3 separate regions of the Homo sapiens genome follow, and regions 2 and 3 are each linked to region 1. A link is a contact called in ENCODE Hi-C or POLR2A ChIA-PET data. All regions are on one chromosome and are shown on one strand. The core of a region is the stretch at or near the end of the contact, and the rest is flanking DNA. Distances in the headings are between cores, read along the strand shown.

The links. A loop is a pair of places that touch in the nucleus more often than their neighbours do. ChIA-PET counts read pairs that join two places held with the same protein, here RNA polymerase II (POLR2A). Pooled maps may share reads with other maps.
Region 2: a map of ascending aorta shows a loop between it and region 1 (2.8-fold over the local background). The contact joins the promoter of PSMC1 here to the promoter of RPS6KA5 in region 1. A Hi-C loop is called at or near these places in 1 of 168 maps with a recorded cell type or tissue (ascending aorta), 2 of 37 single-sample maps with no recorded cell type and 11 of 50 pooled maps. POLR2A ChIA-PET finds 5 or more read pairs at or near these places in 1 of 52 experiments (H1).
Region 3: a map of B cell shows a loop between it and region 1 (6-fold over the local background). The contact joins the enhancer-like site here to the promoter of RPS6KA5 in region 1. A Hi-C loop is called at or near these places in 1 of 168 maps with a recorded cell type or tissue (B cell) and 7 of 50 pooled maps. POLR2A ChIA-PET finds 5 or more read pairs at or near these places in 1 of 52 experiments (activated CD4-positive, alpha-beta T cell).

What each region holds. Positions count from the first base shown.
Region 1 is chr14:91,058,627-91,063,023 of GRCh38, forward strand. RPS6KA5 (ribosomal protein S6 kinase A5) reads right to left here and starts at 2,015. Exons shown (of 17, transcript NM_004755.4): 1 at 1,706-2,015. The coding sequence starts at 1,808. It also overlaps a transcript of DGLUCY not described here. RefSeq lists silencers at 1,468-1,537, 1,608-1,737, 2,108-2,167, 2,388-2,517 and an enhancer at 1,745-2,325.
Region 2 is chr14:90,253,619-90,258,015 of GRCh38, forward strand. PSMC1 (proteasome 26S subunit, ATPase 1) reads left to right here and starts at 2,935. Exons shown (of 11, transcript NM_002802.3): 1 at 2,935-2,982. The coding sequence starts at 2,980. RefSeq lists enhancers at 2,581-3,110, 2,986-3,225, 3,111-3,638.
Region 3 is chr14:91,829,241-91,833,637 of GRCh38, forward strand. The region is part of intron 1 of TC2N (tandem C2 domains, nuclear); the gene reads right to left. Among named protein-coding and RNA genes, the nearest start is that of TC2N, 36 kb to the right of the region's middle. RefSeq lists a silencer at 312-512. Within about 2 kb of position 1,716, at least 7 of the 41 ENCODE cell types and tissues checked have a DNase peak (open chromatin) inside an H3K27ac peak, as active enhancers do.

The DNA.
Region 1 (4,397 bases), core at 765-3,264:
GGCACAAATCCGAATAAATGTATACTGAGTAAACCATGTCAGGGTCTTTTGAAAATATCAGTTGTCTATGAAATTGAGAGAAGAAAAACCAAATCACCTGAATTCATACAGGTTATGTTAGGAACTCAAAAATATGGAACAGCTGGCTCAAGATGTATAACAGATTCACAATGACCAAAAAAACAATGTTTACAAATGTTGAATTAAGAAGCATGAATTTGACATCTCTCTTGAATTAAGTCACCACACTGGCACCCAATGGAATGCTTATAGGCAATCTCAGTAGAAATAACAAAAACTGAAAGAACTGACGGACAGAGCTAACTTTCCAATCTGTTCAAAACAGAAACAAGATGTACTAGTGGACACCTGAATCCTGCCGTTTAAGCTTTTGTGCCTTCACAATTAAATAATAACCCGGCCGGGCACGGTGGCTCACGCCTGTAATCCCAGCACTTTGGGAGGCCGAGGCGGGCGGATCACTTGAGGTCGGGAGTTCGCGACCAGCCTGACCAACGTGGAGAGGACCGCCCCCCCCACCCCGCCCCCACAAAAAATACAAAATTAGCCGGGCATGGTGGCGCATGCCTGTAATCCTAGCTACTCCGGAGGCTGAGGCAGGAGAATCGCTTGAACCCGGGAGGCGGAGGCTGCGGTGAGCCGAGATCATGCCACTGCACTCCAGCCTGAGCAACAAGAGCGAAACTCTGTCTGAAAAAAAAAAAAAAAAATCCCAATATGCCAAAGCAGCTCTGTCAAAAACCTTCAACGCTCACAAACATATCTAGTAATAACGAACGACTCATTAAAATGTACTATCTGTTCAGAGAAAAAAGTATTAATATATCTACAATACGAGACTGGGCTCCAAGAATATAAATCCAAATTGTACTGATTGGTCTGAATAAGCATTTTCCAAAATGAACAACCTGAACCTACACCACGAATACATTTAATTAGTTATAAAGCTTAGGACAACGCTAGTGATCTCAAACATTAGAACGTAAGCGCTGAAGCCTGCTCGTTAGTTCCTTTTACCTGGAGCTTTAAATTTCTAAAGCCATCATCTCCAGGGACCTCTGAAGGAAATTCAAGGCCAAGTATAGTATTTCATGATAAGTGAGAATAAAGGCACTCAATCCCTGGAGCCGGCGATTCCTGTTCCTGTCTCTAGACTGGACTCGGTAAAAGCCCGAGGCGAAACCTCCCGTTTATCTCCTACAGGACCCCAGCACCTTAGGGGATGGCTCCACAGAGCCCCACCGGGACCCCCCATCGCGGGGACCAGAGGGGCGGAGGAGGGAGACACTCTCCAAAACAAAGCGCCGCTCGCCCCACGCGGAGGCAGGCGCACCTTTCGCCCTGACAGGACGCAGACACACGTGTGTCACCTGTGCGGGAAGGGGGAGCAGCGACATCCTCGGAGGTGCGTGCCACGGGCAGCGGTCGGCGGCTGCGCTGGCCCCGATGCCTGGTGCCCGCCGCTCATTCCCGGGCTGGGGAAAACTTTCGGCCGCCTCCCCCAAGGCGCGCCCCCACCTCCCGGGACCCCCGGGGCACGCGCCCCGACCGCGACGCCCCGCCCCAGGCCCGCCCCTCCGCGCCCACGGCTGCGGCCCCGCGCCCCCAGCCCCGCGCGGGCACCCGCGTGCCCTCAGGCGCGCCCCCGCGCCGGGCCCGGCCGGCAGAGGGCGGGGTCGCTCACCAGTCCGCAGCTCGTGCTTGACAGTGAGGAGCTGCTCTCCTCCGTCGCCGCCGTCCGCGCTGGTCCCCGCGGCGCCGCCGCTGCTGCCACCCTCCTCCTCCATCTTCTCCTTTTTTTCCGATCCCGCGGGTCGCTACGAGGGGAACCCAGGAGACAGCGGACGCCCGTCCCCTCGCAGCCGCTGCCGCGGCCCCAGGAGTCGGGGTGCGGCGGCTCCAGAACTCGGACGCAAAGACGAGTCTCTTTCCCGCTCTGGCCGCACGGCTCGCTCCTCGCCTCCTCCCCCTTCGGCGGGCACCGCTAGTACCGCGCAACCAAACCGCCCCCTGCTCCACCGCCGCCTCCTCAGGCCGCTCCGCCCACAGCCAGCAAGGTAAGGGAGCCATTCGAGCCGCCTTCGCTGATTGGACACAGGGCGCGCGCGTCTGCCAACGCCGGTTCCCATTGGGCAGTACGCTGTGACGTTTCACGAGCCTCCCCGCCTCGCTCCTCGAATTGTTGTTGCTTGGCGGGGAGGCAGGAGAGGGAGGAGCGCCGCCACTCCGATTGGTGAGACCCAAAGCTCTGCCCCGCCCATTTCCTCTGGTGCGCACTCGCAGTCAAGACCTTCCCTTCCCTGACCTCCCCAGAACGGTCACACCCCTTATTCCCCAGCTTCGATCTGTTAGTAAACAGTGTCTAGTAGTCAGGAGGCGCTCGGGGTCTCTGATTGGCTACTGCCGAAAGAGGCGGGGAGGGATGATTGGAACGTTTGGTCCGCCAATCACCGTGGACAGAGGAGGGGCCTGGAGGGTAGCGCTTATCACCCACGTGTTTGCAGACAAACCTAAGGGTCCCGGCAGCGATCCATGCGTGTGTGACAACCAGCGAGACGGCGTGCCCTAAAAAGGTCTTACTCGCTCTAGTGAACCCTAAACAAGTTAAGCAGAGTGTTTGTTCTTAAATAACAGATAGTTCTTAAACGTTACAAAAATTCACAGTCCCAGCTCCCGATGAGGAATTTTACGAAGGAGAGACATTTCTGTTTCGTACAAGACTCTTACTAGGCGCCGAAAGGATGCAGAGATTAACAAAATAGAATACAATTCCTCCCCTAAGCAGCTTTCAATAGAACGTGAGAAACAATCTGTGTGTGTACACAAAAGAACTATAAAGCAGAATTTGAAATAAAGCAGTCGTACAAAGCGTTAGAGAATCTCGCACGGATGGCAATAATTATTCCCAGACGAGGAACTGGGGAAAGCTTTTAGGGCAAGGAGGCATTTGAGATAACCAACGTAAAGGATGGATAAGAGAGAAATACCAGCAATAGACATTCCACACAGAGAGAGTAACTGTGAGCATTGGCCTACAGCAGAGAAGGCAAGGGTGGGTTAAGTGATTGATAAGGTTAGATGAAAGTATGATGTAAGAGATACAGCTGACAAGGTGAGGTGTGGTAAGATAATGGGGAACTAGGGATGCTGTGCTGAAGAGTGCAGATTTTTTTTAGTACACAGTGATGAACTGAAAAGAGGAGAGAGATAGCAGGGCAGGAATCCTGCTGCAAGGATAGAACTAAAGGGAACCTGATTTCTAGTAGCAGACACGAGAATGGGAAAAAGCAGAAACTTAAAGATGTACAGTTGGACGTAATTCAGATAGATGTGATCTTTTAAACTAAGCATGGATTGGATCAGGAGTCAGCACACTTTTTTCTATTAAGGGCCAGATAGTAAATATTTTAGGATTTGCAAGCTGTATGACCTTTTTCACAACTACTCAGCTCTGCCATTGTAGCGCAAAAGCAGTCATAGACAATAAATAAAAGAAGTAGCTGTGTTCCAATAGAATATTTTTTATGGACATTGAAATTTGAATTTCACATAGTTTTCATGTATCGTAATATATTCTTCTTTTAATTATTTTTGAATCACTTAAAAATATAAAAACAGGTCAGGCGCAGTGGTTCACACCTGTAAGCCCAGCACTGTGGGAGGCTGAGGCAGATGGATCACCTGAGGTCAGGAGTTCAAGACCAGCCTGGCCAACATGGCAAAACCCTGAATCTACTAAAAATACAAAAAATTAGCCAGGCATGGTGGTGGGCGCCTGTAATCCCAGCTACTCAGGAAGCTGAGGCAGGAGAATTGCTTGAATCTGGCAGGCGGAGGTTGCAGTAAGCCGAGATCACACCATTGCACTTCAGCCTGGGCAACAGAGCGAGACTCTGTCTAAAAAAAAAAAAATATATATATATATATATATATATATATATATATATATATATATATATATATAAACAATCCTTAGCTCAAGGGCAGTTAAAAAACAGGCAATGAGCCAGATTTGGCCTACAGGCCATAGTTTGCAGACTCCTGGATTCGACTGCTGTGAAAGACAAAACACAGAAGCCTTGCAAGTTCCTTCAGGTTGCTTTCACAGCTCCCTGGGCTTACCTGCCTGGAACATTTATCATCACACTAAACCATGACTGCCTACTTACTTGTCTTTCTCCTGCAAAAGTCATGTGCTATTTGGAGCCAGGCAATGACTGTGTGCAACTGTTCATTTGTTCACTCGAAAACTTTTATACCAGTTATATACCAAGTACTGTAATAGGTGCTAGAGACACAGTGGGAGCAAAACAGATGCAGTCCTTGCTCCTATAGAGCCTACAGTCTAGCAACAGATATAAATATTAATCACATAA
Region 2 (4,397 bases), core at 1,685-4,184, 800 kb before region 1:
CCAGTCTGGGTAACAGCATGAGACCTTGTCTCAAAATAATAATAATAATCAGAGTAGCTGATACCTAGAGTAATTGTCCTATGCCAAGTGCAATTCTCAGCATTTTACTTTAGTCCTCAAACAATGGCACCATGAAGGAGGAACTATAAAGGTCCCTATTTCACAGACGACAGAACTGAGACACAACAACACAGCTCACTGGTGACAAGGCTGGAAACGAGACCTGGCGTTAACCCCTTGGCTGTTTGATTAGTAATTATTCTTATTTTTTAAATAAAAAGTCATTCTGATGGCTTCTTCCAACACACGAATGGGCCCCTGGGCCACCAGGGTGTGGCTGCCCTGCTTTGCAGACCAGTGTTCTGGAGTTCCGGCTCTAAAAATGTGGTGTATGAGTCACCCAGCCTCAGAATCCCTTGGGGTATCTGTTAAAATGCAGGTGTCTGGGCCCTGCCATGGGCCTATAGAATCACAGTCTCTGGCGGATGGCACCAGAGTCTGCATTTTGTCAGCATCTGGGCTGGTTCTGATGTGCTTGAGGTTGCAGGGGGGCTGCTGAACAGGATGCACGCTCGCCTCTGGCACCTGCCCTCTGTCCACCCCGGCCCCGCCCCCTCTGTCCACCCTAGCATGAGCCCTCCGTCCACGTTTGGACACCTTCCTACCTCAGCCTCCATTCCATCTACTTTTGGCAAAAATCTCTTAAGAATCAAAAAACAAGAGTTTTATCCTCTCCGTATCCTCAGCCGGCAAGGTAGATAATTATCCCGTTATACAGATGAGAAAATGAGGATGACTTGCTGATGTCACACAGCTAGAGCAGAGCCTCCGGAGAGGAAACCTGTTGGTATCTTGATTTTAGCCCTGTGAGACCCAAGTTGAACTTCTAACCCAGAGACCTTCTAGCTTTGAGCACTACATTTATGGTCACTTTCTTTTTTTTTCTTTTTGAGATGGATTTTCCTTCTTTTCGCCCCGGCTGGAGTGCAATGGCGCAATCTCGGCTAACTGCAACCTCCGCCTCCCAGGTTCAAGCGATTGTCCCGTTTCAGCCTCCCGAGTACCTGAGATTACAGGCATCTGCCACCACTCCCAGCTAATTTTTGTATTTTCAGTAGACATGAGGTTTCACCATATTGGTCAGGTTGGTCTTGAACTCCTGAACTCAGGTGATCCACCCGCCTCGGCCTCCCAAAGTGCTGGGATTACAGGCGTGAGCCACGGCGCCCAGCCCCTGTGCATCTCTTTTGCCCTATGGCTGACTCTCAATCCTCCCCACCCGGTTGACAGTCATCTCTGCAACTCTCCCTCTTTTCCACTTGCAACTTCCAACCTCCCCAAGTGCTGAGCACTCCAAGTAGTCTTTCTAATCCTCTCCCTGCTTTCTCTTAGCTGTCCATTATGTAGATAAACTTAAATTTTCTGCTTACTTTATGTCACTTCCTACAGCCACAATAGGAAAGTCTGATGCCAACGTTGGCTACTCTCTTCATTACTGGGTTCTATTGACTCGCCTTTAACCGCTGAGCTTCCACTGGGAGTTATGTGCCTGTTTCTGACTTCTTCACTATATGGTGTCTCTAATCTCCATCCTCTGCAGCTTCTACTGCAGGGCCTCTGCCCTGGCTGTTCCCTCTACCTAGAAAGCTCTTCCACCAGATATCTGAATAGCTTACTCCTTCATGCCTTACGGGCTTTTGCTCAAGTATCATCCAATTTAAAGTTAAAATCACCCACCACTGCTGCATGCTCCTAATCCTAGGCATTTTTCCTAGGCATTAATTTTTCCTATGGCATTTACCACTATGTGGCATACTATATATTTTACTATTTACTTGTTTCTTGTAAAATGCATTAGGGAAAGGATATTTATTTTGTTTTTTAAATTTTTATTAATTTTTTTTTTTGAGACAGAGTCTCGCTCTGTCACCTAGACTGGAGTGCAGGGGCGTGATCTCACTGCAACCGTCGCCTCCCAGGTTCGAGAGATTCTCATGACTCGACCTCCCAAGCAGCTGGGATTACAGATGCCCACGATGATGCCCGACTAATTTTTGTATTTTTAGTAGAGATGGGAGTTTCACCATCTCTATCCTATGTGTGATACTGTCCTATCGTGTGATTTCATGTGTCATGTACACTAGATGCCAGATTTGTTAACAGAGGTCGATAGTGCTAAGACTTTCTATTACCGTGTTGCAGTGATGATGAAAAGGAAGAAGTATACCTGTTGTGTGTTCATAAGGGAAATATTTTTAGTGTTTCACAACTAAAATCCCTAAATCAATCTGGAGCAGAAAAAAAATCATCCATTTCTCCAGTTCAGAAAGATGCAGTATTTTGAGCACTTGTTAATGAAATTTCCAGAAACAGAAGGGATTGTTGCCATTTTTCTGATGTCCTGGAGGGTGTAACAAATGAGGAACTTTACCAATCAGCTTCAAGATGAGGAATTTAAGACATTTGGCATCATCACAAGTCACAGGTCATCAGAAAAAGACAGGTTTAGAAGACTCGTTACACACATACTCCCAGATGTGCAGGTTAAATTCCAGAAGCTGAATAATAACTGAAATATTTGTGCAAATGTATATGTCAACTTCCCAGTTCCAAATACCATTCCAGTTTTTAGAACCATAAAGTTCTTCCCAGTTATAAATTTTGCATAATTTAAATATTTTATATTTTCACGATTGTCCTAATTCTTTGACAGTAGGGGTCATTGTCTTAAGTTGTTGACAAGCGCCTCATAACGGGTATTCAAAAATTTCTTTCAAGTAAAATATTTATAAAGTTCACTTTATGCTTATAAACTGCTGCGTTGCCCTAGACCGCCCGCACAAGCCCTTGGAGCACAACTTGGTCAGCGCAGAATTTGGTTCCTATCAGCTTCCGTAGCGTCCCTAACGACTTCCGCCTCTGGCGGGCCGCAGTGGTGGAGGAACTTCCGGCAGCGGCAGCTCAAGTGGCCAAGGCAAGATGGTGAGTGACTAAGGGTTTCTTTCCGCTGGTCGTCGCGGTGCGATGGGGTCTCAGCAGCCTGAGGCGAGAGAAAGAGGCGGCTGCCCGAGGAACTGGGACAGCCCTCTTCTCCTTTTGCCGGCCTGATCTTCTCGGCGGGTGGAGGCTCCCAGAGACCGCGCTCATGTCCACCGCGGGCCGGGGCCGACCAACGGGCCTTGCCCGGGGATCCTGGGGCCGGGGCTCAGAGCAGAGAGAGGGTCTCCTGCGTGGTCTTGTGGGGCGGCAGAACGGATCAGGCCGCTGGCTTTGCTGCTCCGCCGACCAGGGCTTTGCTGATCGGCGCTGGGAGTTTCGGGGGCGCCTCCTCGAGTCACCGGGAAAAATGCTTTTTGAGTCGGGCAGGTGAAGGGTGCTGGAGAAGAGGGTGGGATTCATTCCACCTGAGGAGTTGAGCGCGGAGTCGTGGAAGGCCTTTCGGAGCTGGGGGCATTTGAAGGAGGCCTTAAAGACGTTGTTATGACAGGCGGAGCTAAGACGGAAAGGGCCCGTGGTGCAGTAGTAATAATAAAAACAGCTAGCATTTATTCATCAATTCACTAAACAAGTATTTACTGAGCACTTGGTGTTTTGTTGTTGTTGTTAAACTTTTGGCTAGCTTCTGTTGTAGACACTGAGGATTGATTGAAGTCCCTGCCTTCATAGTGCGTACATTCTAGAGCAGAAGGCAGACAATCATCAGAAATATGTAATATGATGTCAGGGGTGGGGTGGTCATTGTTGTATGGTTATTGTATAGAAAGGGATAGCTTGGAGGAGTGGCTGCTTTTTATAGAGTCAGCGAAGGTAGCTCTGAGGAGGTGAAATTTGAGCGGACCGAAATTGAGGGAGTAACCCCTGCAGATGTCTGAGGGAAATGTGGTCAAGGCAGAAGATACAGCAAGTGCAAAGGACCTGAGATGGGAATGTTTAACCTGTATCATGAACGGCAAGAAGGCCAGATCTCATAGAGGTCTTTTTTATTTTAATTTTAATTTTTATTTTTTTGAGACGGAGTCTTGGTCTGTCGTCCAGGCTGGAGTGCAGTGGCGCGATCTCCGCCTCCCGGGTTCAAGCGATTCTCCTGCCTTAGCCTTCCAAGTAGCTGCGACTATAGGCGCCCGCCACTACGCCCGGCTAATTTTTGTATTTTTGTAGAGACGGCGTTTCACTCTGTTGGCCAGGCTGGTCCTGAACTCCTGACCTTATGATCCGCCCGCCTCGGCCTCCCAAAGTGTTGGGATTACAGGCGTGAGCCACCGCGCCCGGCCTCATAGAGGTCTTATACGGATTTCTGGGTAGTATTCTAAGCATGTACCAAGTACTTTTCCAGCATTTTCTCATTTATTACAACAGTTCCCTCGAGGTAATTACTACTGTCCTCATTTTGATAAGGA
Region 3 (4,397 bases), core at 466-2,965, 770 kb after region 1:
TTTAAATATTGTTTTTGCCCATTTCTTTTCTCTTTCTTTTCTTGCAGAAATTCTAGTTTATTAGACTTTCTCACTATAATTCCTCACTCTGATCACTCTAATTTCCATGTCTCTTCACCTCTTTTATATTTTCCATTTCTGTCTCTTTGAGTTATATTCTGAATGATTTATTCTATCTTCCAGTTCATTCAATCTCTTTGTGGAGTACATCTAATTTCCTAATTAGTAGTTAAGCTGAAAGATGAGTTTTATTACTGCATTTTTCATTAGTAGAAATTACATTTAGTTCTTTTTTCAACCTGCTGTGTAGCTCTGTCACTTTTTAGACTCCTGATCTCTGAACATATCTTTAAATCTGTCTTTTATTTACTTAAACTCAGCCCAGTATAGTTATCTTAATGATCTATGACTGGTTTTTCAAGCTTTTGTAGGTTTATTTCGAGGTTCTATCATTCTGCCAATTCTTGCTCAGGATGTCCTACTTCCTTGTACAGCTGGTTATCTTTGACAATGAATTATTCATTGACCATGAAACTGTACTGGTAGAACTTTTTAAGCTAAAAATGAAAGTATACTCCAGAGAATATCTGCATTTGTTTACCAGACCATTTTCAATTCATGCGTTGACAAATAACCCAATTCTAAAATGGACAAAAGAATTAGACATTCCTGCAAAGAAGACAGACAAATGGCCAATAAACACATTAAGAAGCGCTCAATGCCACTGATCATTAGGAAAATGCAAATCAAAACCATAATGAGATACCACTTCACACACACTAATCAAAAAGACAGACAAAAAATAAGTGTTGGTGTGGCTGTAGAGAAACTGGAACCCTCATAAATTGCTTATGAGAATGTAAAATGGTGCAGCTGTTTTGGAAAACACTTTGGCAATTCCTCAAACACTTCACACAGAGCTACCATATGACCCAGGAATTCTAATCCTAAGTAAATATACCTATGAGCATAGAAAACATATTTCCACACAAAAACATTTTACACAGATGTTCACAGCAGCAGTATTCATGATGGCCAAAAAGTAGAAACAAATCCAAATGTCCATCAATTGATGAATGAGAAAACAAAATGTGGTATACAGCCATATGATGGAATACTATTCAACCATAAAAACAAATGAAGTACTGATTCACACTACAACACAGATAAATCTTGAAAACATTATGCTAAGAAAGAAGTGAGACATAAAAGACCACATATTGTGTGATTCCATTTACATGAAATGGCCAGAATAGGCAAATCCACAGAAATGGAAAACAGATTAGTGGTTGCCAGTGACTGAGAAGGAAGAGGCAAATGGGGAATGGCTGCTAATGGGTACAAGGTTTTTTTAGGAGGGTGACAAGAGTGTTCTAGAATTATATAGTGATAGTTGCACAGCTAAATGAATATACAAAAAAAAACCCCACTGAATTGTACATTTTAAAGGGGTGAATTTTATGGTATGTTAGTATCTCAAAAAAGAAATGATTTTTTAAATTTACATCTTGAAATATTTTTGACCACCAAGGTAATATAAAACTTCTCCCCATGGTCTGTTTGGTGGTCACAACTTCCCAAGGACAGGATTTTTTTCCTTTCTTGTTTTACCTGGCATCAAGACAACTTTCCTTGCACTCCCTTCAAGGAGGTAGAGTGAGTTTTTCGCCCTTCTCGTGACATCACAGCCCTTTGTGGTCCCAGAATTAGCCTCTTAGCCTACATTGAATGAGCCCTGGGCTGACTTCCAACTATCCTTGGTGACATGCAAATATACCAAGTGCCTATTCAAATGCATCAAGTTTCCCCTGTTTAGCAAATGCTCTCAAGGCAAGTAAGACTTAAAGGCTCCTTTAGTCTCTCATACGTTTAGCTTTCTCTTAGATTTTGGCATGTTAATTCCTATCTTTTGAATTGTTTTTTTAAATACAGCATTCTTAGCTGTTCTCAGCTAAGGTTGTCCAATACCTCACAACTTACACTGTTCCCAAAATGCAAATCCTATATTTATTTTTCAAGTTAAAATTAATTCTAGTAAGTTAGGAAAGGATTTGCAGCCTGATATAGTCTACATTAGAGTAGCTTCAGTATTATTTATGACTTCAGGTGATTACAGTAGATATTTAAGAATTAAATAACACATTTTATTACTTTTTAAAAAGAAAAAAATTAAACATTAATTTGAGGAGCAGTCTAATTTAAAAGAAGCATGGGTGGATAACTTGTTCTCTCAAGTATCAAGGTTCTTTAAACAGCTAAAGTAAATAAGACTGTGGTAAGATACATAAACAGATCTGTTTTAGAAAGAGTAGCTTGGAAACGACCACACATGTATGGAAACTTGATCTATGATACTTGTAGATCACTGAAATGAAAAACAGAATATTCAGTTCTATAATGCTGGGAAAAACTGATTAGCCATATGGGAAAAAAAGAAACTGGACCCCCACTTCACACCATACAAAAATCAGTTCTACATGGATTAAGGACACAAATATGAAAGGCAACTTTTTAAATAGATTTTCTTTTTTAGAGTAGTTTTAGAATCACAGTAAAATTGAGAAGGTACAGAGATTTCCCATATACCCCCCTGCTTTTAGTAGAAAATATCAGACTATATTTTTATAATCTCAGGGAAGGTAAAGATTTGTTAAACAAGATGCCAAAAGCACAAACCATAAAACAAAAAGTTGACAGAGTCAACTATATTCAACTATATATAAAACGTGTTAATCAAAAGACACTATAAAGAAAGTAAAAGACAGGCTGCTCACTTGGAGAAAAAGAAATGTGCCACGTGCATAACTGACAAGGGATTCACATCCAGAATATATAAAGAGCTTCTATTACAGAAATCCATTTTTAGACCGAGTGCAATGGCTCATGCCTGTTAATCCCAGCACTTTGGGAGACTGAGGCAGGTGGATCACCTGAGGTCAGGAGTTCGAGACCAGCCTGGCCAACATGGTAAAAACCCGTCTCTACTAAAAATACAAAAAATTAGCCAGGCATGGCGGCATGCACCTATAATCCCAGCTACTCAGGAGGCTGAGACAGGAGAATCGCTTGAACCCGGGAGGCAGAAGTTGCAGTGAGCCAGGATCATGCCATTGCACTCCAGCATGGGCAATAAGAGCAAAACTCCGTCTCAAAAAAAAAAAAAATCTATGTTTTAAAGTAAAAAAACAACAACAAAAAAATGGCCAAAGACATAAACACCCACAAAACATAAACAATGAAAGGTTCAACATCATCAGTAATTAAGGAAATTTAAATTAAACCCCCAATGGGATACCATTTCTCACCCGATTGTCTAAAAGAAAAAAAATTCAGGTAATTACGAATGTAGAAGTGTCTTACATGTTGCTGAAAAAGGGAACAAAATGAACACTTACATCCCGCTTGTGAGGCTATAAACTGGTACAGCCACTTTATAAAACAATCCGGTGTTTTCCAGCAAAACTGAAGGTTTTTAAAACCATGAACACAAAGAGACATGAGTTAGAAGGGTCACTTAAAAACAGATTTTAATGGAAAAAAGTAAAAATTAAATTTAAAAGCAAAAAAATAAAAAAAAAGACTGAAAACATCCTAAATATCCATCCGCAGGATAATGGATAAAGAATGGTAAAGTCACACAATGAAATTATGCGCGGCAATAAAAAGTGAACAAACTACAACACATCAGCATGAAGGAATCTCACAGAATGTGCAAAAGCAAAGCCATAGGATTCACATAGTAGAATATCATTTATACAGAGTTCCAAAGTAGACTAAACAACACAGTGTTTGGAATGCATAGACATGTGGTAAAACCATATAGAGAATCAAGGAGAGTGGAAAGAAAAAGATATAATCAGGGAGAATACACAGGTTGGCTTCAAAAAATGTTGGTTATGTATATTTCTTAAGCAATACATAGGCACGGGGCTATTTATTTTATTTGTATTCTCTGAATCTGTAGATGTGTCAAAAGTACTATTTTGCACATATGAAATAATTTCTCATTTAAGAAGTAAATAAATACATGGTTGTGGTACAAAACATTAAAAATTCAGAAAACTATATGAATAAAATAAAAATTATCCATAATTATATTACCCTGAAATAACTATAGTATTTGAAGGAGGTAAATATACTTAAATGATGTGCCTTTCTTCTATTCTTTATTTTTATTTAATCTGTTTTAAAGCTTTACTGAGGTATAATTTACCTACAGTAAATTTCACATATTTAAAATGTATAATTAAATGAGTGACATACATACATATAAATACATACACACACATTGGTAGAAGCATCATCTCATCAAGAAAATGAATATATCCATCATCCCCTAAAGTTTCCTCATACTCCTTTTGGATCCATCCCTCCTTACTTTCTCTTTCCCCTACCCC